Regions from separate parts of the Mus musculus genome. Here regions 2, 3, 4 and 5 are each linked to region 1. The links are chromatin loops, found by intact Hi-C in ENCODE. Cell type or tissue: heart. All regions are shown on one strand.

What was found. Hi-C counts contacts between places; a loop is a spot of excess contacts. Peaks named below come from ENCODE experiments on the same cell type or tissue, not always from the same donor. Only the 100,000 strongest peaks of a DNase experiment are listed, where the experiment ranks them.
Region 2: a loop joins it to region 1, with 2.7 times the contacts of the local background. A loop is called at or near these places in 3 of 42 quality-filtered maps.
Region 3: a loop joins it to region 1, with 8 times the contacts of the local background. A loop is called at or near these places in 12 of 42 quality-filtered maps.
Region 4: it touches region 1 in a loop (10-fold over the local background); 33 of 42 quality-filtered maps call a loop at or near these places.
Region 5: it touches region 1 in a loop (8-fold over the local background); 33 of 42 quality-filtered maps call a loop at or near these places.

The regions. Positions count from the first base shown.
Region 1 is chr6:34,290,343-34,295,342 of GRCm38, forward strand. No RefSeq gene overlaps it. Among named protein-coding and RNA genes, the nearest start is that of Akr1b3, 25 kb to the right of the region's middle. In heart, a CTCF peak has its summit at 2,666 (motif pointing right); a DNase peak (open chromatin) is centred at 2,679; H3K27ac peaks cover 459 bases.
Region 2 is chr6:34,924,314-34,929,313 of GRCm38, forward strand. It overlaps Stra8 (stimulated by retinoic acid gene 8), which reads left to right. Exons shown (of 9, transcript NM_009292.2): 2 at 3,406-3,603. The coding sequence starts at 3,412. Among named protein-coding and RNA genes, the nearest start is that of Stra8, 5.9 kb to the left of the region's middle. In heart, a CTCF peak has its summit at 3,077; a DNase peak (open chromatin) is centred at 3,008.
Region 3 is chr6:34,369,267-34,374,266 of GRCm38, forward strand. It overlaps the pseudogene Gm13858 and the pseudogene Gm13859. Among named protein-coding and RNA genes, the nearest start is that of Akr1b10, 12 kb to the right of the region's middle. In heart, a CTCF peak has its summit at 2,635 (motif pointing left); a DNase peak (open chromatin) is centred at 2,605; H3K4me3 peaks cover 595 bases; H3K27ac peaks cover 368 bases.
Region 4 is chr6:34,343,758-34,348,757 of GRCm38, forward strand. No RefSeq gene overlaps it. Among named protein-coding and RNA genes, the nearest start is that of Akr1b8, 7.9 kb to the right of the region's middle. In heart, CTCF peaks have their summits at 2,983 (motif pointing left) and 3,194 (motif pointing right); DNase peaks (open chromatin) are centred at 1,434 and 2,984; H3K4me3 peaks cover 368 bases; H3K27ac peaks cover 600 bases.
Region 5 is chr6:34,445,579-34,450,578 of GRCm38, forward strand. No RefSeq gene overlaps it. Among named protein-coding and RNA genes, the nearest start is that of Bpgm, 28 kb to the right of the region's middle. In heart, a CTCF peak has its summit at 2,606 (motif pointing left); no DNase peak of the experiment used is centred here.

The DNA of each region.
Region 1 (5,000 bases):
GCTGAGTTGACTACAGCGAGAGATGGGAGGAAGCAATGTTATAAATTTCAGGGCCCATTCAGAACCCAGAATGAGACACGAGAGTTGAGTTCTGGGACAAAATTATCATAGCCGAGACTGCTGAGGTGATGATGCGCATCTAATAATTTTTGTTTATTGAAGAAAACCTCATCCTTCTCTCCATCATCTGTGGGGACGATCCTGCTCTTGGCTTCCTGAGGTCATCATGGCACACAAGCTGGCCCACAGTGAGTGCTACTCTGGTATTTGTCAGTCTACGCCATGGTCATTTCTTCTGAACTGATTCGTTTGTATTAGCTGGATTTGCCACTGTGCTTGGATTCTAGGAGACCATCTATAGCAACAGCTGCGGACTTGCGGTGAAGTTTTATTCTGGTCCTTACAGGTCACTTTTGCTGTCCTGGTATTTTGCATGTATTTCTTCGGTTTGGGAAAGCTGAGTGGGATGGCCAGAGGTCCCTGTTTAGTCCTGCTATCCCAGTGTAGTTAATGTTGGTGCCTTCGTTTCATAGTTAAAAATATGCTCGATGCAAAGATAAGCCATATGGCCAGTCTATTTGGAGAGCAGCAATCCTCCAACCTGTGGTTACTCTCGTGGGAGCTTTGTCAGAGACCCAAAGCTTCAGAGGACGGTGGCTTTGTTATTGTCTCTGTGTGTGAGCTATGAGGGCTGTGACGACTTTCTTTTAATAATCCAAGGAGTCCTTCTAGGAATATTTCATGTATGTACAATTAGAAGAATACAGTTACATCATCTTGAAAGTCTGCTATCAAAATATTGAGAAAATGCAGAGTGTGGTAATAAATATGTTTTTATTAATGATCAAATAACAGATCTGGTGACAATCTTTAAAACTATGGTAATTTCAAAATGGTGATGAGCCTCTGTAGCACTTGATGAAATTTGTAACAGCAGCACACATGGTAACAACTAGGATCCCCTCTCCCTCCCTCCTTCCCTCCCTCCCTCCTTCCCTCCCTCCCTCCTTCCTTCCCTCCCTCCCTCCCTCCCTTAATGCATTTATTATCAAGGATATTGTAGCTAAATGGTGTTGTAAAAGAGAATCATTTTATAATGATTTGTGTTAGTTACTTCTCTGTTGCTGTGATAAAGCCCCATGACCCAACGCAATCCATGGAAGGAATTTATTTCAACTGTAGAAGGATACAAATCCATCATGGTGGGAAGGCACGGTAGCAAGGGGCCGTCGTGACACCAAGACAAGGCAGCTAAGAGCCTCCATCTTGAACCACAAGTTATGCAGAGAGAGTAAACTGAAGTAGGGCAAGTCTATGAACTCTCAAGGCCCGCCTCAGTGGTATCTCTCCTTCAGCAGGGCTACATCGCCTAAACAGCCCCAAACAGCACCACCAACTGGGGACCAAGTATTCTAAACATGTACGTTTAAGACTGTGAACACGACAGTGTAGGGGGGTCCTTGGGTAAGCAAGAGTGAAGAATGCCGTTGAAGAGCGAGTATTAGTTTGGTATTTCAAATGTGCCCATCAACAGGGAGAGAGTACAGATAAACATGTTTTTGTAAGCCTCAGTTTTCTTCTTTGGAGATGGGTGAACCCAGATCACTGCTGAGATTTTAGTAACGTAAGGAAATCAGTGGATCTGATCCAAACTCTAAAGGGTCCCCCTAACCCAGTAGTGGGGATTTGGGTCCTAGGAATATTGACTAAATGCCTTAGAGAGCTCAGAGGCTTGTAGGGTGGGGTGGAGACAGAATAGAAGCTCTAGTAAAAGAGCAGAAACCCAGAAAAGAAGGGAGACCTCAGGAATAGGCCAATGAGCCAGGTGAAGAGGAGGCGGAGGCCATCCGAGTCCCAGGCTGGCAAGAGAAAAAGGAAACAGCAGACACTGCAGAGAGGGGTGAGCAGCTCAGGAGAGGCAGGCGGCAAGCAGAAGAGTTAGTAACAACACAGGCACCAAGAGAGGGAATGCCTGTGTGGTTTGAGGTTTTTATTTTACAAGATATTTCTGGAAAGCCCCAGAGAGGAAAGGTAATATAAGAGGGTTATTACCAGCTGTGGTTTCCATTAGTGAAAAGGTCATGTGATCACTTCTCTTCCTATTTTACATCCACCGTCAAATCTCATTCCCCTCCAGTCAGTATGGACAAATCTGTTGAATTCTATCTGGTTTCAATATCGCTGCATAAGTGTGAGGCAGGCATAAAGGGAGCAAACGACACAAGGATGTAAAGGGAAAGGACCGGGGTGCTCATGAATTTGGTTTCTGGACACAAGAGAAGGGGGAGATGATATATGGGGTCATTAGCAGGTGGATTGTTGGGAATAGCAAGGCATGACTGGCCTGCCATGTCTGTCAACTGGGGCAAGCTGTGCGACACACACCCTGTAGGGATCATGTATTTACACAGTGGCTCGGAACACGGAGCTTGCTGTGTCTGCACCTCCTTCCCTCCTCCTCAAACTGCATGCATTCTGTATACGTTAAGAGTGGTTCTTGTTTGGTGGGAGCAACGCTACCTCCCTCACAAACTCTCGGTGAGGGTTGGAGGTGGTGTATACCAAGGGCTTAGTGTTGTACCCGCTCCTTCTGTTAGTGGCTTAGACAGTGGTACTGCCAGGAAGGGTCTCTCCACGTACAATCACTAAAACAGAAGTGTTGATCCAGCTTAGCCAGCAGAGGGAGGCACACACCGTGCTATAAGCTTAGGAGGCTAGGAGGTGGTAAGCATGGACGGAAACGGCCTTTGTCTCACACAGCCTGAGCAGGAGGAACAAGGCTCCCGTCTGCCTTTGCTTGGCTTTGGCTTGGCTTTGGCCTTGTAAAGGGTGCTCAGCCCAAGTGCTTGACTTAAACCCACTTAGACCACAGAGGCACTGTCAGGTGAGTTCTGATGAAACAGGCAGGCCAGGGAGCAGACAGGAACCAGAGAGAGGGCAATGTATGTACTCCACCCTATCCAAGAGGAATTTAGTCACGTACATGGACAGAGGAGAAGCTGGGTCAAGGAAGATTTCAGCAGCATAGAGTAGAGGCCAGGCCCTTTGTGCTGCCTAATTGCCTTCGTGTGAATGGGAATATCACCTCCCTGCAGTCTATAAAATATGCAATCCTTTCCTGTCCTCTGTCACCATCAGGCGGTTATCACCTCATGTTTCCCTGCAGGCAAGACTTTGCGAAGACTGCTCTCTACGGGCACACAGAGAAAGTAGCCTCTCTACTGTAAAGTGGAAAGGTAAGAAGTTATAGGCACAGACATCTTAGCCCATCTCTTCTACTTTCCTCCAGAGAAATCCAGGAAGTGAGATGCAATTGAATAGGACATAGGAACAATGTGCACGAAATAGGTACGTTCATTATCTTTCGTAGGACTCATTCCCCTCTTTCTAAAGGAAAATGCCACCAGCTTCCAGATGATGCCTGAGGAGTCCCTTCTAGATTGTCATGCGAGAGATGGAGTAATCTTTCCATGCTTTTCAGTGTGCGGAAGGAAGTTGGCCACATAACTAGGTCTCCATACTCAACACCCACTGATCATTACCCAAGTGCAGGAAGTAAGCAGAGAGTCCTGAGGCATCCAACTTTGTTTTTCGTGGAAGACTTTTTTTTTTTCCTTAAACACCTTTTAAGAGTCAGAACCTGAAGGTGGTGAGATGGCTCAGTGGGTAAAGGTACTCGCCTCCAAGCCTGATGACTTGAGTTCGATCCCCAGAGCCCACACAGTCAAAGAAGGGAACCAGAATTGACTTTCATAAGTTGTCTTCTGACCACCACATGCTCGCTGTGTCATGTGTGTGTACACACATGCAAACACACGCACACATAAAATAAATAGTAAAAAAACCAGAGCTGGCTCTTTAAGCTCTCACCTTTCCTACTCTCATCTCTAGCCCTCCTTCTCTCTCTCTCCCTCCCCATCTCTCTCCACGTGGCCATGGCCAGCCTCTGTCTTTCTACCTGCTCTCTTTCCCCCTGCCTTTCTACAATAAAGCTCTAAAACCACTAAGAGAGAGAGAGAGAAAGAGAGAGAGAGAGAGAAATATCCAGAGCTGGGCATGGTACACTTTTAATCTCAGCACTTTGGAGGCAGAGACAGGAGAGGCTCTGAATTCAAGGCTAGCCTGGTCTACAAAGCAAGTTCCCAGCTGTCAGGGCTACATAGAGAGACCCTGTCAAAAAACAAACAAACAAACAAACAAACAAACAGGAATCAGAACCCCCTTTGTAATGAGTTGGTGTATAATTAAACAGAGTAATCAAGAAGGACTTACTTTGTCGGATTGAGATTGGGGATGGGAAGGGAAGAGAAAACCCACGCATTTTCCTCACTGCTCCCCAAATTAGAGAGGAGGCCTCCGGCTCCCTTGTGGTTTCCCATTGGAAGATGAAACGGTGGGTCTGTAGTCCAGACTGTTCCACTAATTGATGATGAGTATCCAAAATGATGTGCTCAGGACTAAGAGGATATCAGTATAGGTGATTATAGGTGAGTGTCTTAGTGTATTTTCCTGTTGCTGTGACAACAATTTAAGAGAGAGAAGGTTTATTCTGATTCACAGTTCTGGGTTAGACCATCATGGCAGAGAATCAAGGAAGGGGTCTGAAACTTGAAGCAGCTGGTCCCATTACATTCACAGTCAGAAGGGACTAGTGGATATATGGATGTCGCCTGCTGCTCAGCCCCTCTCTCCACACTTACACAGCCCAGGATCCCCTCAGGGAATGGTGCTACCCACAGTGGATGGGTCTTCCCACACCAACTAATAACCAAGATCACACACACACACACACACACACACACACACACACACACACACACGCGCGCGCGCGCGCACGCGCGCGCGCGCGCGAGAATGCTGGACTCAAGTCCATAGGCTAAGCTCTAGTCTTCGGTGACTCAGTTAAATAACCACTCAGACCAGCTGGTTGCCCTTGACTGAACCTCTCCTATAGAGCCTCAGGCTGTTGAGATTGTTTGTCAAGACCAACGACCCAATGC
Region 2 (5,000 bases), 630 kb after region 1:
GCTTTTGCTTTATTTTGTTTGCTTGGTGTTTTCTTTGTCTTTTTCTTTTCTTTTTGTTGTTGTTGTTAGTTGGTTTTGTTTTTTCTTTTTATTGTTTTTTGGTGGTGATGATTGGTTTTGGTTGTGGTTTTGGTATTTTTTTTTGTTTTGGGTTGTTGGTTTGTTTTTGTTTTTGTTTGGGTTTTTGGTTGTTTGTTTTTGAGAGGGGCTGTTGATGCGTTTGTTTGAGGTGGTCTCATGTATGTGAGCTCAGTCTTGAGCTTGCTGTGTAGGTAAAGATGATCGTGAACTTTGGATACCCTGCTTCTCAAGCGCCACCTGCCTGGTTTTCTGGTTCTGTGGCGTTGGGGACTGAAGCCAGTGCTTCGTCCACGCTAGCTAGGCAAGCAGTCTGCCAGCTGATCTACGTAGCCAACCCAAGTCTGGAAATTTCTGAGACAGAATCTCGCTTCTTAGTCTAGACTGGCCTGGAAATCTGGGCAATCTTTCTGCCTCTGCCTACCAAACACTGGGATTGCAGTGGTGAGCCGTTATTCTCTCTCAGAGAAAAATATCTTCAGTTAGGGATAGTAACACAAACCTCTAATTCGACTACTTGGGAGGCCAAAACGGGAGGATCCTGAGTTTAAGGATAGGCCAAGGTACAGTCTTGAGACTCGAAAACAAAACCACCACCACCACCACCACAGCAACAACAACAACAACAACAACAGCAACAACAAAATCAGTACTTTTCTTCAAACTGGTATCTCCATCCTGAGTTCCCTGCATCCTGGCTCATCTGGGTGCGTACATTCAGTCCTCTGGCCGTGCCAGTTTCTTCGAGTGAGCATGGGACTTTGCTGCCCCTGTAGCATCTCTCTCTTCTTTTCTTAGTCAGCAGATGCACAGTATTGGTTCCCATGGCTCTTTAGTGCATCTCTAATTGGTCGCCTCTCACTGTGCCTGTTAAGAACTGAATTGGTGAAATAGTGAATGCTTGGAATACAAACAGTTCTGTATGGTTAGGGAGAACTAAAATGCTGATTCTTCTACGCTCTGCTCTGTGTTTTCCTCTTAAGTCTCATTGCCCTTGCCTTCATCAATCACCTCTGCTGTTCCTTCTAACCTGGGATCTTTGTCTTAGCAGGGCTGTCAATGGGATTCTTTGTTTCAATTTGAAAAGGCAGTGCAGACAAGGGTGTTGGCCTGAGCCACATCTACCTGCAGATGCCTGCATTTTGCCACATGATTGGAAGAATGCCAGCAACGCCTGTGAGATGGAGCCTCACCAAGGGTCTCGTGGGCAGATCTGGATTTGAGGCCAGCCGAAGCAAAGCAAAAGAAACAGAGAACAAGCCAGCTCTAGATGGGTAGAAACCAGGGCTGAGGACAGATATGTGATGTTCTAGGTGACAAAAATGACGAGGCTGCCGCATGGGGGTCAGGGGGCAGAATAGGGAACATTTCTCCCATTAGAGAACCATGCAAGGGATGGGCTTGCGTGCCTAAAATCCCGGCTCTCTGGAAGCTGAGTAAGGAGGAGAGTTCCGGGTCGGCCTGGGCTACTCAGCAGACTCATGGGCCTGGGGTCGGGGCTAGAGGAAGCATATCTTCAGAACTTCCTGGAGTTTTTAAGAGTGTTGCAAGCTGATGTGCTCTTCCTAGTGTTGGAATCCCAGGGTATACAGACTCTCTACAGACCTGACTCGTTAAGCTGCTGAGGGCAGATTTCTTCATACATCTTAATCTATGAGGGTTTTTAAAGAAAAGGGTTTGTTCTGTTGTAACACTTTAGGCACAGCCAGGAAGTGCTGTATCATCAAGATACACCCCTAGCTAAAATATTCTAATATATGTGTTTGTAGAGGTGGGGGGGGGGACAGTAAGTGAAAATGTGTGCCCACTAGTGCCCCTAGAACCAAGAGCTTTGGATGCCCCCTGGAGCTGGAGTTAGAGGAGGTTATAAGCTGCCTAATGAGAATGCTGGGACTTGAACTTGGGTCCTTAGCAAGAGCAGCAAGCACTCTTAACTACTGAGCCAACTCTCCCGCCCCTAAAACAGTTTTGTTTTGTTTTGTTTTTTAAACTTCACTTCTTAGTTGGTGGGCACAGACACACACTTGTAATGCCAGGATTCAGGACGGTTTGGCAAGAACATCTTGAGTTCATGGCTGTCTTCGGCTGCATGATAAGAACCTGTCCTACACATACACAACCACTTATTGACCTTAAGTTTACACTGTAGTAGGTCCCCCACTCACTGTGTGCTAGGTCACCCATTCTTAGCACAGCGCTAACTTCAGTCCTGCCTTCCCTTTTCCCATCCCGAGGAGATTCTGGAGGTATTTTTCCAGGGTGAGGCCGCGCCACACAATCACAGTTACTATTGACCTGGATCCAAGTGCATTGCTGTTCAGTCTGGGAAGCTCAGAGAGCAAGATGCGCTCACCATGCAAGCTTTACAATCTGAGCTCTTCCCTGGGGTCCTGAAGAGGTGAAAGGAGAGAACTCGTTCTGTATGGCTATCCCCTGACCTTCACGCATGCGCGCCCCCCACCCACACAAATTAATAATGCTAAATAAAAACATCCAGCCTGGCCTTATGTTCTGGCATATCCCTTTAGTTTCAGCACTCCGATAGCAGGGATGGATGAGTTCCAGACCAGCTAGATCTATATAGGGAGTTCCAAAGCAGGCCCTTAAAAAGGTTGGTCAGAAAAAGATAGACCTAGGCCCCTGTAAGGGACAACAGCAAATCCAGGTCAATAATAATAATTAGGAGAGACGATCTTTGGGAAGTTGCAGAAGATCTTTGCTGGTGATGACAAGGGGGCAGCTTGCAGGAGGCCACTGAAAATCACTCAACTGTCCTTTGCCATCTGCCAGCCTTTACCCTCCTCCCCGGGGCAGAGTCTCCAAGTTTCCTCCTTAGCTCCTGACCTGGGAGAACCTAAGGCTGATGGAAGGAGATCAAGGCCACAATGCCAGGTAGCCCGTGGGGTTGCTCTGTTGCTAGTCTCACTCCTTAAGCTGGGCAGCGAAGACTGACAACCACAGTGAGAGCAAGTTAGGAGACAGTCTCCCCCCTGTGGTGGAGACAAGAACTGCACATTTCTCCAGGGCTCCCACCAGCCAAGCAGTTTTCTTGGCCATGGGCATTGGGAAAGCTTCAGATTCCCTACCAGTCAAGAGGGTTTGGGTACAGTCTTTCATGACTCACCGGACAACTGGAAATCCACTGTAAATGGTTTGTAATTTTAGGAGCCAAGCTCCAGTAGGAGATTTGGGGTTACCTGTGGTTTATTGTGGGTCTTGGTCATATTCACTGCCTTGCGGGCTACGTCCTTTCTGTTTGCTCTGTCTGCCTTCCTCAATGTTGTATCTCTATTATGCAAGGCTAAAGGGGGGTATATTATGTTGTAGATTATAATGGCCACCCCTGGAGAAGGCAACCAACCCAGTGATGATGGGGCACCCCAGCCATTGGCGCAGCTGCAGAAGCTTGAGCCTCGGGTGGTCCGCAGACGCCTGTCACAGGCCCGCCATCGAGCCACCCTGGTAGGGCTCTTCAACAACCTAAGGAAGGCAGTTTACTCCCAGTCTGATATCACAGCCTCAAAGGTACAGGGACTTGGGGATAGTGAAACATGTCTCCACATGATAGGACTGTAAAGTAAGGACTGGCCAAGAGCTGCCAGCCCTGCTGCCCATAGGAAAACTGTCAAAGCCCGGCTTCTCTGCCAGCATCCTAGCAGCCTGACCTGAGAGAGGAAATTATGGGCTGGAGGGAGATCATGTGGTTACTTGGTGGGCAAGAGTCATCCCCCAATGGATGCTCTGGGACCCTGTATATCTATCTACACACACACACACACACACACACACACACACACACACACACACACACACCATATACATATGTACAATACCAATACTAGAAGTGAATACACACTTGGCACTCATATGCAGGCTCAGTATGCCTGTATCTCAAGGCACACATTTATCTTTTCCTACCCTTTTTGTTTCTTGTTGATGCTGATGTTTGAGGCAGTCTCCATGTAGCCCAGGCTGGCCTAGAACTTTCCAGAGAATAGACCCTCCTTGAAATCACACCCTCCTGCCTTTGCCTCCCCGGGTGCTAGGATGATGTTAATCGCACCAAAGAAAGTAAAGGCCATCACCCCAGATTCTTTGGTCAAATTAAACAAGCTTTATTTTCTATCTGTTAGGGCTGTCTCCCCCAAAAGTGAGGTTTGGAAATACAGCATTGAACACAGGAGAGGGAGGGTAGAGTTTATACAGTCCAGACTAGGGAGGTTTCAAGGGGATTTCCAGAGGAACTTTGGTTACATCGGAACTTGGCCGAACATTTTTAAATTATTTGGCAGAGCATCTAATCAGAGTATAATCAAGGTGTGAGTCCAACTCCACGGGAAGGGGAAGATGTCAAATTTCAGAAACAGGTTAAAGCACAGTCAAGTTGAATTGTTCAGGAAGTAGAAATGAACTTGTTCTGACCTATGACAAAATGGCTTAAAATGGAGTCAGGTTGGTCCATCAGATGACAGGTGTGTACCACACAGCTCTTTCTCTTCTCGGTTATCTTTTTTAGCTGCTAATTAACAATACATTAATGAATTAATTATTGTCCAGAGACTGGAGAAAGGCCTGGTAAGTGGGGTGTTGGTAGAAGAAATCAAGTTAATAATGGTGAGAGCGTTACAGGCAGGCACAGTGGAGAGTCCCTGTATTTCCTCATGTCTTAACAGAGGCTGGAGGAGGAGAGGAAGGCAGAGAGGAGAGGGGAGGGGAGACACTTACCCTCTGGTAGAAGGCAAGGCCAAAAAAGTTCCCACTCCAAGCCTGACTCTTCTCACATCTCCCTGCCTGAGCTCTTTATGCCCGGGAACCCGTTCCCAGCTGGTTGGTTTCCTTCCGAGGATGGCGCCTTCAGCAAAGCAACAACCAGAGCCTTTTACTTTTCTGTGACTAGAATTGCCAGAGGATTCCCAGTTTGG
Region 3 (5,000 bases), 79 kb after region 1:
TGGCAAGGCTGAGACAGCACGGAGGTATAATGACTGGAGCAACAAAGCAGAAAGGAGACAGAGAGGGAGGGAGAGGGGGAGGGGGAGAGGGAGACGGGGGGGGGGGAGAGAGAGAGAGAGAGAGAGAGAGAGAGAGAGAGAACAGAGAGAGAGAGAGAGACAGAGAGAGAACAGAGAGAGAGAAGAGGGAGAGGGAGAACACAAACAATGGATAGGCTAGGGTTTTTAGCCTCAAAGTCTGCCCCCAACTGTGTACCTCCTCCAGCATCACCCCTGGAGTCCACTGTTACAATGCTCAGTCTATGGAGAACATTCTCCTTTAAAAACCCCTCTGGCATATGTCTGTTAGACTCAGTGCTCTTTTTTTTTTTTTTTTTTTGAGAAATATGCACAGTTAATGAAAGCCATTGAATATAGCCCATTAATTTCAATTTTATTGATTTATTAGTGAACTATCTTACTAATTTAACAGTTAGCTGACAGATTAAATTAGAGCAATTTAAAATGTTGGTGTCTTTAAGCTAATTCTGGTGGTTTTCAAGAGCCAAGAAAAGCTGCGTCTTGCAGAATTTTAACACACTGACAGGGTTGCTCTGATACCAAGGTTCAGCATATAGTGCTGTATATTCACAACTAATTTTCACAACTTCCATTTTGCTTGTCTAATCCTGAACGACCTTGGAGATAATTCATTATAATCTAGTTCATAAAAAAAACAAAACCAATCACTATGATAAAAATTCTAATTTACATAACAATTTGAGACCATCCATCATGCTAGCTAGAACATATGTGCACCTGCTTGTTTTAAATTATGTTACCGGTAGGTGGGAAGCTTTTGAAAAACCGAGCTAGAAGTTTATGCACAGAACAAGAACCCAAATATGTAGGAGGCTGAGGCAGTGTTGCAATACGTTCAAGGTCACCTAGACTATGTAGGGAATACCAAGCGATCAAGGCTGATGTAGTAAGACCTCGTCTCAAAAAGCAAGACAAGGCACCAAGGCCAGTGAGGTCACACGGTTGGTAAGGGTGCTTGCTGCCAAGTTTGAGGTCACGAGTTCAACTCCTGAGACCCACACAGTAGAGGAGAGAATGATTCCAACAGGTTGTCCTATGAGCACACTCCAGCTGTGGCATACACACTCATGTGAGCATACGTATACACCAATAAATAAATAAATAAAAGTAGGAAGACATTCTTTATAAACAAACACTTTTGCAGGCTGAAGTGCCAGAAGATTTAGAGTAACAAGCCAATTACTGTCTCACTGACCAGGACAGTGAAACACAGAAGTATGTGCCTGTTGGCCAGTGAGTGGCTTTTCTCTTCATAGTGCTAAAGGGACATCTGCTGATTTCAATTACAGAATTCCCTGTTGTCAGTATGGGGTACCTGCCATATAAACCATCCTTTATCCAGCTTCTATATTCATCACAGTGTACAGCGGCTAGGTATCTTGGCTCCACAGTCAGCAAATATGTATTAAATGTCTGACTATATGAACCATGGGTCATTGGAATAGAATACTGTTAGACAAAGTTGTCAGCTCCTCTGTAGATATTGTGAATGCACCATCTTCCTGGGGAAACTGTAGAAACTGCTACCCCTTACCTCTTCCTACTATTAAGAGAAACTCCAGTCACCAGCATTTGTATCTCTCCTGCCGCTGTGAGGCCGAGCCCAACAGAGAAAATGAGGAGGGTGTTGTACCACTTTCATTTTTGAGTGTTTTAGAGTTGATTTTAATGGACAGGCTTTTGGAACTCTGCAGAACTCTTGGGTGCCTGGGATGGAGGTAGGTAAGGTTGACGTTAACCATGGAAGATTAGCTAAAATGCAACTGAAAGCAAAGGGGGATGGAGGCTTGGGATAAAAAGGTGGTTCTTAAACAGAGAGAAATAATCCTTCAGTCACGGACAGGAAATGTGTCCAAGCAGAGGGAAGACCCCCCCTCCCCCCATGATATGTATGAATGGTTACAGTGACAGAAAGCGCCTGCCATCTCCCATTGCTTGGGAGTATGTGCTTCACTGGTTTATATTTATAAGGGGTTCAGTATCTTCTTGACCTCAGCTCCTTAGTCTCCTTAGTCTCCTGGCTTTCTGTTTTTTCTTTGTTTCTTGCCCAGTCCTCAACACCTATGATTCAGTTTCCCAGGCTAACCTCAAACTCCTGGGCTCAAGATCTCTACCTGTCTACCCAACACCCTGTACCAGTGCCATTCCAAGAAGGTCTATCTTTTTCATCCTTTTTTTTTTTTTTTTTTTTGAGTTTTTCAAGATAGGGTTTCTCTGTATAGCCCTGGTTGTCCTGAAACTCACTTTGTAGACCAGGCTGGCCTCGAACTCAGAAATCCGCCTGCCTCTGCCTCTCTGCCTCTCTGCCTCTCTGCCTCTCTGCCTCTCTGCCTCTCTGCCTCTCTGCCTCTCTGCCTCTCTGCCTCTCTGCCTCTCTGCCTCTCTGCCTCTCTGCCTCTCTGCCTCTCTGCCTCTGCCTCATGGGTGCTGGGATTAAAGGCGTGCGCCACCACGCCCGGCTTTTTTTTATCCTTTAATAGACTGGGTTCCCCTTTATATTTGGGGGCCATTACAAGTATCAACTCGGGTACTGGACTTTGTCGCCACCTAGTGGCGTTTGGTGACATTACATATCAATGAAGTCTAGCCTAAGAAGGAAGCCTGTGAAACAAGGACGGCTCCGAGGTTTGGGTACAAACTTCAGCAATGTCTGAAGTGCGGGGCCTGGTGCTGTAGGGCTCTAATCCTTATTGTACAGGAGGCCGAGGCAGACAGATTACAGGTTCATGGTGAGGGAATAAAGAGCGATCAACAGGCCATCTCTAGCAATTTAGGGAGAGCTTTTCTCAAAGAGTAAAGAAAGGGAAGGCTGTGAATTTAACGGAGTAGAGCACCTGCATGACATGCTCTCGCGATAACTGAACTGCTAGTTGAAGGTTAAGAAATATTTTGGGTTTTGATGAATTCGTATGACTATTGTTCCCTTCAAAGTAGAATTTCCATGACCCTGCACTGAGAAAGGGGGAAGGGAGGGAGGGATAGAGGGAGGGAGGGAACGGCGGGGAGGGGGGTAAGGGGGTGATGAGAATCTGAATGAAACACAGTGTCACGTGGTATTTCTGTTAGATACACCGAGCTGATGCGCTTTTATTTTATTTTTATCGATTAAAGAGGTTTATTTCTGTATATGCTAGCCTTAGTCCAAAAAGGACCAAAGGTCGTTGAAAATAGAATTATAGTAACTTTAAAACACTACATAATAGGAATATATTAGTCTCCTCAATAGCTGACTGCTTCCGAACTCGATTTCACATCTTGTATGCCCCCCCCCCCCCACTTCCCTCCCCACCCCTACCCCCAACCCCCGTCGCTGCCACTGCTTGGGACCACGGCTGCTTCTTTCTCTGGCCGGCTTCTAGCAACTGATTTTTTAGCGGGTTTTGTTGTTGTTTGTTTGTTTTCTTTTTGTTTTTTTTTATTTTATTTTATTTTTTTTTCCATTTTTTATTAGGTATTTAGCTCATTTACATTTCCAATGCTATACCAAAAGTCCCCCTTACCCACCCACCCCCACTCCCCTACCCACCCACTCCCCCCCTTTGGCCCTGGCGTTCCCCTGTACCGGGGCACACAAAGTCTGCGTGTCCAATGGGCCTCTCTTTCCAGTGATGGCCGACTAGGCCATCTTTTGATACATATTCAGCTAGAGTCAAGAGCTCAGGGGTACTGGTTAGTTCATAATGTTGTTCCACCTATAGGGTTGAAGATCCCTTTAGCTCCTTGGGTACTTTCTCTAGCTCCTCCATTGGGAGCCCTGTGATCCATCCATTAGCTGACTGTGAGCATCCACTTCTGTGTTTGCTAGGCCCCGGCATAGTCTCACAAGAGACAGCTACATCTGGGTCCTTTCGATAAAATCTTGCTAGTATATGCAATGGTGTCAGCGTTTGGATGCTGATTATGGGGTGGATCCCTGGATATGGCAGTCTCTACATGGTCCATCCTTTCATCTCAGCTCCAAACTTTGTTTCTGTAACTCCTTCCATGGGTGTTTTGTTCCCACTTCTAAGGAGGGGCATAGTGTCCACACTTCAGTCTTCATTTTTCTTGAGTTTCATGTGTTTAGGAAATTGTATCTTATATCGTGGGTATCCTAGGTTTTGGGCTAGTATCCACTTATCAGTGAGTACATATTGTGTGAGTTCCTTTGTGATTGTGTTACCTCACTCAGGATGATGCCCTCCAGGTCCATCCATTTGGCTAGGAATTTCATAAATTCATTCTTTTTAATAGCTGAGTAGTACTCCATTGTGTAGATGTACCACATTTTCTGTATCCATTCCTCTGTTGAGGGGCATCTGGGTTCTTTCCAGTTTCTGGCTATTATAAATAAGGCTGCTCCCCAGCTAACCTTTCACCCGCGGCTTCACCAGCTCTGGAGGAGGAAGTGTTAAAAGCTTGGGCCCCTAGATGGCACACTCAAGCTTCCTGTTGTGTGCTGACCAGCGTTCCTTGTCCTCATCCTCCTTTCTCTCTGAAAGGCCGAGACTTGCCCAGTGACGATAAGGCAAGGAGATGAGGGCATCCATCCTCTTACTCTTCACAGCCTGCAGCCCCCCACCCCACCCCTCACCTGTATTGCTTGATGCCATTTTCAGTCCCCTTCCTCTCCCCAGAAAACCCAGTCACGGAACTGCCTGCCCTGCCCTCTCAAGCTTGCGCTATCTAATCCAGTCACTTCAAAATTGCTGTAGTCAGCACTTTCCCCTGATAAACCGTCTTCCTCATTCTCTTGAGGTTTCCAGATGAGCAGTCATAGTAACCACCTGGTTCACTTCTGGGTCGGTTCATTTTCCATTTCTGGCCTCCAAATCTTTGCCTTTTCTGACAGCTCTTTATCAGAAAATCGGAAGTCGTACTCCTCTGCTGTTTCAGACATTTTATTGTCTGGACTACTAGATGTAGCAGCTCACTGTCTT
Region 4 (5,000 bases), 53 kb after region 1:
GATCCAACCTGATTAAAAGACATGAGCTCCTGATGACAATGGCTTGTTAGATTCTGCAAAGCCAAGGCCAGGCATAATGAACAACAGCCTTGTGAACTTGCCAACCATCCTTGATGTCCTATCGATAATTTTGAGTTTATGGTATTTTTGTTTGTTTGGTTTTGGTTTATGATATTTTTTTGGTTATGGTATTTATGGTTTATGTGTTTATGGTACGGAAACCATACCTGTGTCTTTATACTCCCGAGACCCCTATGCTAATAGTATCAGTGGCATCAAGTTTATGTATTTCATTTGAAATTTTGGGCAATCACCTCTCTAGGCCCAGCACCTTTCCAGGTGGGAAGATTCAGAAGGCAATGTATGTTGAGTTCAGTACCCTGGTTTTGTGCGACATGCTCAGTATACTCTTCCCATCACAGGCTCCTTAATGTTGGCCTCCTCCAGAGAGGGAGTAAGAGAGCGGAATAGACCGTGACCTTTCCAGAACCTTCTTCACTCTTTCATCCTCAGGAATTCTGCTCAGAGCTCAGTGGGAGAGCATTTGCCCAACTGTAGCGTGAAGCTGAAGGAAAGGGAACAAAGAAAATGAATAAGAATAGGGTGGGAGTGGGGGCATCCCCTTGGAGACCCAGGAGACCAGAGATGAGGAACTGTCAGAGGGTGGACAGCAGGGGGCGGGGGATGGAGGGGGGGATAACAATGGACTGTATAGAAAAGATTAAATAATAATAATAATAATAAAGGAAGAAAATGAATAAGAATAAGGAGGAGAAGGAGGAGGAAGTGGTAGGGGGAGAAGAAAAGGAAGATGGAGGGGTGGGGGAGGGACTTAGATCAGCACTAGCATCCCAAGGGAAGTGTGCTGAAGAGGGAGCTGTTGGGTCCTCAGCCACTTAGTTTAAGGTGAATAAAGGGCTGGGCAGTGGTGGCGCACTCCTTTAATCCCAACACTCGAGAGTGAGGTGGAGGCAGGCTGATTTCTGTGAGTTGATACCAGCCTGGTCTACAGAGCGAGTGTCAGGACATCCAGGGCTACACAGAAAAACCCTGTCTCGGAAAAATACGAAACAATTTGAATAATGTTAAAGAAAATTCTAGTGAGGCAGTGATGGGTGTTAAAGTGTGCCACAGCGGGTTTTATATGAAAATCATTTCAAAAGGTACAGGGTCTCAGAGCAAGTAAGTTCCTATTCGTGGGCAGAGAATGAGAGCGCGGCTGCAACATTGTATACAATGTTCAAATCAGAAGGGACAGTCTGGGAACAGTCTAGAATTGGCAGTGGAAAATTACTGAGACAGGAGGCGCTAGCAGTAAGGATGCTGGGGCTCAACTGACCTAACAGGATTTTGGAGGAAGGGTACTCAGACACGCCCCTCGCGGGGGCGGGGTGAAGAGCAGGAAGCTAATCAGATACCGAGGACAAGGAGTTCTTACTAAACTGACTCCATGGTGTTCTTTGCCAAACTGGATTCTCAAGGAAATTCTCAGATGGACCTAGCAGGCATTCAGGAACCTGACCAGTTTGGCTAAGTTCTCCATGGGTTAAGCTACAAGAAGGGAGAATCCTTGGGGCCTGGGTCTGGACTTTCCATCGGTGTTATGTCTCTTCTGGCCTGGAAAAAGAGGATCGTTCAAAGCCTTGGGTCAGGGGGAGGGGGCAAAGGGCCGGCTGGGTGAACTGGCGAACTGCCAGGCCCTGCCTGTTACCTGTTCCTGAAACCAAACTGTCCATTCCTCGTGGGCTGTGGGTGTTCCATTGTAAGGCAGCTTGTCTCTCAGCCCAAGCCATCCATTGGTTCTGCTAAGCACAGCCCTTCTTACTGAAGGACCCCATAAAGCCATCAGCAAGGACCTTTGGAGGGCCCTGGGATAGCTGACACCACAAATTGGGCAACACTCCAAGTCCCTTAGCTGCCGATAGAGATTGGAGAAGGAATTCACAGCACTCAGTTCCCACCTTGATGTCTGTTTCCCTTCTCAACAGTAAGCTAACAGCAGTTCCTCTAGAACCTAAGGGTCTGAAGAGGGAGAGATGCTATTCTGGGCAAGAGTTCTTCTCCAAAGATTTGAGCTCCCAGAGAAAAGCCCCAAACAGGCTCCATGTCCTGTTTTGTTTTTTAAACCCTGAAATGTTGGCATTTCTTCTACTCTTTCAAACGGCTACCGAACAAACGCAATGGAGAGCAATGAATTTATATTGAAAAGTCACACATCCATGTATTTATACAAACTAGCTCTTGTCTATGATAGTAATCTCTCTCTCTCTCTCTCTCTCTCTCTCTCTCTCTCTCTCTCTCTCTCTCTCTCACACACACACACACACACACACACACACACCTTGCCCCAGCGGTCCTTTGCTTAGCCATCACAAATGGCAAATATAGCTGAACGGTTGGTTGGAGGAACATTGTGAGAGTTTGGGAGGCCCCGCACAACAAATCTTCTCACCCGAGCCCACAGCAAGGGCCAGCCTTCCTCTGGTGAAGCCTGAAACGAGCCAGAACATTCTCCTGTGTTGGTGCAGGGTGCAGGACTGGGAGGGGATGGGGATCGGAAACAGGCATTGTGGGTATCGGGAATCTAGAGGGAAGGGTGGGTATGCCAAGCCCCTCAGACTCTCTGTGAACAGGAATCACCGAGGAATGTCATAAACACACAGATTCTGCCTCTGTGGGTCTGAAGCTGAAGCCCTACTTTTCTGTGACACTATAGATGCCACCCACGGAGGGTGTCAGCTTCTAACCTTGCTTGGAGAAGCAGAGGAGGCACACAGAACAGGAGCTGCTAAGGACGTTTGCGTGAGCCTGAAAATTGCTTTGCTCCACCTCTGAGCCCGGGCTTGAATTTCAGAGTGTGTTCTAAATGGTTAATTTCATGTGCATAGGACAGAACCCAGTCTCTGTCCCCAGGAAGGAGGACCCCAGGGTGTGCTTTGTGGAAAGCTCTTGGAAAGCCAGCTGTGTGGTCTGTGCTGCCCTCTGCTGGTCATGACTTACATTCACACAATAAGCCCCCGCCCAGCTGGTGAAGGGTGGCTTTTCAGATCACACTGGGGAGACAGCCTTGGCTGTTCTAAGCGAGGAAGTCATCATTACATTTCTGAAACCTTTTTTTTTTTTTTTAAGATTTATTTATTTTATGTATGTGAGTACACTGTTGCTGTCTTCAGACACACCAGAAGAGGGCATCAGATTTCATTATGAGATAGTTGTGAACCACCATGTGGTTGATGGGAATTGAACTCAGGACCTCTGGAAGAGCTGAGGGTGACCTTAACCACTGAACCATCTCTCCAGCCCACATTTCTGAATTCAAAAGGTAAGAGTTGAGGCAAATTCCAGGACTATTGGAATTTATTCTAATAACACAACCCAACATAGGTCCATGGCCTTTAAATTTTAAAAAATGTTTTTATTTCTGTGTGTGTGTGTGTGTGAGTGTGCATGAGTGCTATGGCATGTATGTAAAAGTGCAAGGACAACTTATAGGGGTTTGTTTTCTCCTCTCAAGTGTCTTTTGGATGGAACTCAGGCCACCGACTGGGGGCAGGCGTGGTTACCTGCTGAGTCTTCTTGCTGGACCTGTCAATCTTTTTTCCCAAAGAAAAAAACCAGTCTTACTTTGACAGCATCTGTGAGCCTCCTAACACTGAATCTGCAGACATAAAAATGTCCATACAGGGCCAGGTATCGTGGGCTGTGCCTTTAATCCCAGTACTAAAGAGGGAGAAGCAGGTGGATATCTTAGAACTCAAGGCTGTCCTGGTCTACAGAGTGGGTTTCAGAGCAGCCAGTGGGTTTCAGAGACAGAGAGAGAGAGAGAGAGAGAGAGAGAGAGAGAGAGAGAGAGAGAGAGAGAGAGAGAGAAATATTACAAACATTTCAAAAGTCAGAAAGTGATTCACTTAGTTTTAAACAGACAGTTGAATCATCCAACAAGTATAAGCTTGTCCATACTCTTATACTGATTTTACAAATTTTATATTTCCCAACCTATAGCTAAATGTAAATTATTCAGTATTATTTATTGAGTGGTTAAGAACCATCATTAAACCAGGCATTGTGGCACACTGTAATTCTGGCTACTTGCAAGGATGAAGAAGAAGGTTGATAAGTCTGGCCTATACAGACAACTTCTTGAGACCCTGTCTCAAAGTAAAAATAGGAAGGGCCAGTGCTGGGAATTCAGCTCTGATAAAATGCTTGCCTGGCCTCTTAGTTTGGGTTTTACTGCTGTGATTTTACTGCTGTGAAGAGACACCATGACCAAGGTAACTATTTAAAGGAAGATATTGAATTGGGGCTGGTTTACAGTTTCAGAGGTTCAGTCCATTATCATCATGGCAGGAAGCATGGCAGCAGGCAGCCATGGTGCTGGAGGAGCTGAGAATTCTACACCCTGATCTGCAGGCTGCAGAAGGAGAATGTGCCTCACTGGGCATAGCTTGGGCAACACACTTTCTCCAACAAGGCTGAACCTCCTAAGAGTGCCACTCCCTATGGGCCAAGCATTCAAACACATGAGTCTGTGGGGGCCATTCCTATTCAAACCACCACACTGGTTATGAGTAGAGCCCAGTCAGAGGCCAGCCACATGCATTCCTTGGCATATAGATTTCTCGACCTGCTGAATCTCGCTCAGGAGGCTGCCTACCTGGCTTTCTTAACTCACTTTTCTGTTTCCTTCTAAGAAGCCCTGTGACAGCATTGGACTCAGCAGAATAATCGTGCTACCCACCTCCCACCCCGTTATCAGATTTAGCAGACTTGCAGCTGTAATTCCAACTACAAACAGAATTGCTGTCATCCAACCTGGTGTTTACCATCGCCAGGGACTGGGCCAGAAGCATCTTGGGAAGGACTCTGTTTTCCATACTCTTGTATTTCTTCTAAGCTCAAATCTCTGCTGTCAAAAGTATTGAGTCACCACTTTTCCTCCAGACAAGCAAGCAAACAAGCAAGCAAACAAGTAAATACCTCTTTCCAAGGAGAGAACG
Region 5 (5,000 bases), 160 kb after region 1:
TGAGCTTCTGAGATCTCAAAGCTCATCCCCAGTGACACACTTCCTCCAACAAAGCCACACCTACTCCAACAAGGCTACACCTCCTAATAATGCAGTTCCCTATGGGCCTATGGGGGCCATTTTCTTTGAAAGTACCAAACAGGTCTCTCTCTCTCTCTCTCTCTCTCTTATCAATGCACTCAGCAGCCTGAATTCCCATCTGCACATGCATCCAGTTCCAAGCAATGGAGTGAGTGTCTTCTCCCTTAAATGGCCATCATGGACATAGGGATTTCAGCCATACTCTAAGTATATTGTAGTATGGAAGGTAGGGAGCCCACTGCTCCTGAACGAGTTTGTGTGCATGCATAGTAATACAAATTATATCTTCGGAGTGAACTTTTAGGAAGAATCCTCTATTCTATTATGCATCTCTATTGGATGCATTGTCTTCATTATGGTTTTATTACTGCAAAAAGACACCATGACCTAGGTAACTATTATAAAGAAAACATTTATTTAATTGGGCTGGCTTACAGTTTCAGAGGTTCAGTCCATTATCATCTTGGTGGGAGGCATGGCAGCATGCAGGTAGACATGGTGCTGAAGAAGGAATTGAGCATTCTACATCTTAATCTGCAGGCAGCAAAAGTGGCTGTGAGTCACATTGGGCATAGTTTGAGCATATGAGACCTCAAAGCCTGCCCTCCACAGCGACACACATCCTTCAACGAGGCCACACCCACTCTACCAAGGCCACACCTCCTAATAGTGCCACTTCCTGTGGGCCAAGCATACAAACACACGAGTTTACGGGGCCCATTCCTGTTCAAACCACCACAACCATCTGATGATTGTGAATAGTTAGCCATGTGTACAAGTAAAATTGGATGCATCGTAGAAGGGACGTGCTCAGTGAGTGAAGCCTGACATAATACAAGGTTGTCAACCAAAACAGAGCACCACAACAGTCTTCCCCTTAGCAACAAACTCCCTTTCTATTGACTCCCATAAAAGGAAGCACAAACATTACCATGGGGCCATCAGCACTTTCGCATGCTCATTACTCTTGACAGCACAATTCCTCATAAGCACTATACTTTCCCAATCACTAAAGTTATCTTGCTACTTTTACAATATGTGAGTGCCTCTGTTTCATTCTTGTGTATGACACCAAAAGCCTGGAAACACCTGGTTTGGACCACATAGTGTTTGGATAACATAGTAACACAGTGGCTATGAATCTTAGTTCTAAAGGATGTAAGCACTTTTTTCCCCCCTTTGGTTTGTTTTTGTTTTTCGAGGCAGGGTTTCTCTGTGTAGCCCTGGCTGTCCTGGAACTCATTTGTAGACCAGGCTGGCCTCGAACTCAGAAATCTGCCTGCCTCTGCCTCCCGAGTGCTGGGATTAAAGGCGTGCACCACCACGCCCGGCTGGCTGTAAGCACTTATTAGATGACTGACTGTATGAATCATGTAGGAATGTGAAAGACTGGCACATACTTTAATGTTTGTAGATTGTCTTGTGAATAGCTAAAAAGCACCATTTTTCCAGATGAGCTTTGAAGTTCATCTCTTTCTGAGATTTAGGAAAACCTCTGGCAATCAGTATTTATAATTTACCTATCAGAGAGGTAAATCGATTCAGAGAATCAGACATTTTTCTCATTTCCATTGAAGAGGCTCTCAAGGGTGTGAGCAGCTCCTGTGTTATTTGAAAAAGAGGGCAGGGCAGGTGGTCACTATTCTTGTCGAGAGGGCAGAACGTCACTTGCTCTGGATGCTCTGATGTTGGTAAAGAGTTTTCAGAGAGCAGGGAACAAGCCAAACTGTTGCTATGAGTAACATCCAAGGAGTTACCAAGCAAAGACAATCGTGCAATCTTGACATCACCCATGAGAATAGGTCAATACACAGGCTTTTGTAACTTCCTGCAGGAGCACCCGGCTGTCCAGGACGGAGATACTGTTGACTTGAAGCCCTTGAGGATTAGCCATACCACTGAGAGCAAAGGGCTTTTGGATGCTTGCTGGCAGCCAAAAAAAAAAAAAAAAAAAAAAAAAGTGGTTCTTAAGTAGAAGATCCTTCAGGATGGCTGTGCAGAAAATGTATCAAAGCAGAGATATGGCCACTTTCATGGTTAGGTGTGATTGATTGGTTACAAACAACCAACTGAGAACACCTGTCTTCTGCCATCCCTTGGGTGTAGCTACTGGTTCACCTGTGTATGGAAACCAAGTTCTTCTTGTCCTTAGCCAATTGATCTATCTCCTCGTAGTGTCGAGCCTTTGAGAGTTTTTTGTTTGGTTGGCTTGGTTTCTGTTTTGGTTGGTGGTCTTTCTGCCTTTTCAAACCTTTGCTGCTTGTGTTTTGGTTTTATTTCTATGGGGTTTCCCTAGGCAAACCAGGCTAATCTCAAATTCTTGGGTGTCTATGATCCTCCTGCCTCAACTTCTGGAATGTTAGGACTAAAAGTATGCCAAGGTTTCAAGCCCTTGTTTAATTAAACCTTTGTTTAATTATCATTCCTTTAAACTTTAGGCTCTCTTACAAATACTGATTTCTTTACCAAACGAGAGTCCCAGGGACTTGAATAGCTCAGGGTTCTGCTGCCACCTAGTGGTCCTTGGCCAACTCTCTTATCATCCATATTCTCTAGGCTAGGAAGTCACGGGAACCAAGACAGAGTTGGAAGATTTGGATATTAGCACTCAAAATATCTGGAGTTCACCATAAGGAAAAGAAGAAAATTTTTAGGTGCAATAAATACAAAATAGTGAGATTTTTAGGGGCTAAAAGAAATTTTGAGTTAGAATTCTTGACAACAGAAGAGTATTATACGAGGTGATATCAAAGTAGCAACTATGATGGCACATAGACGAAAAAGGTGGAAGAAAGTCTTTAAAGGTGAAAGTCTAAGAAGTTATAATGGCCACTCACACTCCTCACTCAGATGTGTTTGTTTTCTAATGACCCATGTTTCAATGCTACTGTTTAAATCTACACTGTCCAATTCATTGTCTCTGAAGTGTTGGTCCAATTGAATGTCTGAAGGGTTTTATTTTTGTTTGTTTTTTGTTTTTTTAATATCTGGATTTTTGCAATTTCTTGTTTTCTTCCTTGTATCTTTATCCAGTGAATTTCTACTTAACTTTAAGCCATAGCTTAGACACCATTTTCTCTGGTGGTTGGTCATTTTACCCATCTGTTTCTTCTTCATGCCAGAAAAAAACTCATTTAGAAGGTTCAGAGGTCTCCATGTCTTCTTGGAAGTAGAAGTTTCCATAACATCTTGTACAGATGTTTTGACGTCATGGTTTGGTCTGGCCTTGTGGTGATGGTGAAATGCTGCCAAGTGTTAGAACTGCTGAGAAAGCTTGCAGATGGGGGTTGAAGGTGCCCACACCAGGTCAAATGAACAAGGGAGCAAGTTAACCTTGCATCATAGTCTCAGACAAAATATTTCCTGATACACACAGTAGATTTCACACAAGGATTCATATAGAAAAGGGATAGGAGATTTGAAGGTAGAAGTGTTAAACTTTTTATTCCTTTTTATTCACTTATTCAATGTCTGTAGGTCAAGTGAGGATTTGAAATTTTTAGGAAAAGTGGTCTTCAAGTTCTAGAATAACAACCGAGTCAAATGCTATACTCCCCAATGTCAGAGGTGTCCTCTCCAATAAATCTAATGAGCAGCTACTAACATATTTCATAGCTGTGTGAACTCCAAAATTGGCAAATTTTAAGTCAAATGGGATAATGCTATGCTTTGGTAGATTTTTCTGACATGTGGGCTGATTCTAGGGTCTCACTCAAGGTATTTTCCACATCTGTCATTGTATAGTCATCTTAAACCTGACTATTCTAAGTGCTGCTTTCTCTCCTCTCTCACTGTAGTCTGCTTAGGAGTAGTAAATAGCAGCCTTGTTGGAGTCTGGATGCGATGCTATAATTCTCTGCAATGACCTGTGTAACCCCCTTGAGTGTCTGAAGTTAAATGGTGACTGTTAGGATGCATGCAGTCAAGAGAACAACTTGAACTGAGTGGCTTAACTTTTAAACTAGACAGTTTCAAATACTTGGCTTTCTCAAGTCAGGCAGCTGTTTTCAAGCTTACAAAGACTGTTCCGGAGCATCTTCACTGAGCAATTTCCTGCACCTGGTACTTCAATGGCCTGTATGTGCTTGTAGGCCAGGGAAACACTTGGATGTTGCTATCTACTTGTTGCTTAAAACTGACACATCGAAGCAGTGTCCTTCTCAGCTTCCCAACTGTTTAGAGTCCCTGAGAACTTTTTCCAAGCGAGATTTCCATTCAGGAATTCTGAATCTGTGGTCCATGCAGTCCACACCACAGAGGATCCCCTGAAATCATTTGGAGAAATCTGCTGTCTTTTTTTCCACCCACCTTTAAAATGCAACATCTTAAAAGGGTCATGTCCTATGAATATAGAGCCCTTGTTCTGGGCAAGGGACTTCCTTTGCTTCTAGGCCTGTCCCTTCAGGAGTCCTCCCTCCTCTCGGAGCTCTTAAGTCACTGTGAGCTGTTCTTCCTCAGACTTCTCTCAGGAAATTTGGAGTTGATAAACATTTGCTTCCTGGCTACTTTGTCCTTGACCTTGTAAGTCTTTGGTCAGCTTGGAGGAATTCCCTTCTTTACTTCCCAAAAGCAAGACGATTTCTCGAGACTTCTTTCAATCCTTGGACTATATTTCTGCCAGCCATGGGTGTCAGTGGGCGTGAGAAACTCAGCACCACGGCGTTGCCAGCAGCCCAAGGAGTCTTTCCAGAGCTTTCTATTCAGACGAGGCTACAGAACTTTAAAGTCATTCCTTTGATACTATTCCCACTTACTACTCCTCCATTGTTGAGATTTCTAAGTGAAAATTTCTTTCAGCTCCTCAGATCTGTTTTTCTTGTATCAAATAATTTTCCTCCTTTCCTGTTGACTTTGCTGCAGAAAAGAATTTCAGGGTGAGTCTGTGCAAAACAGAATTGAACTTGCCTGATAGATTGGGG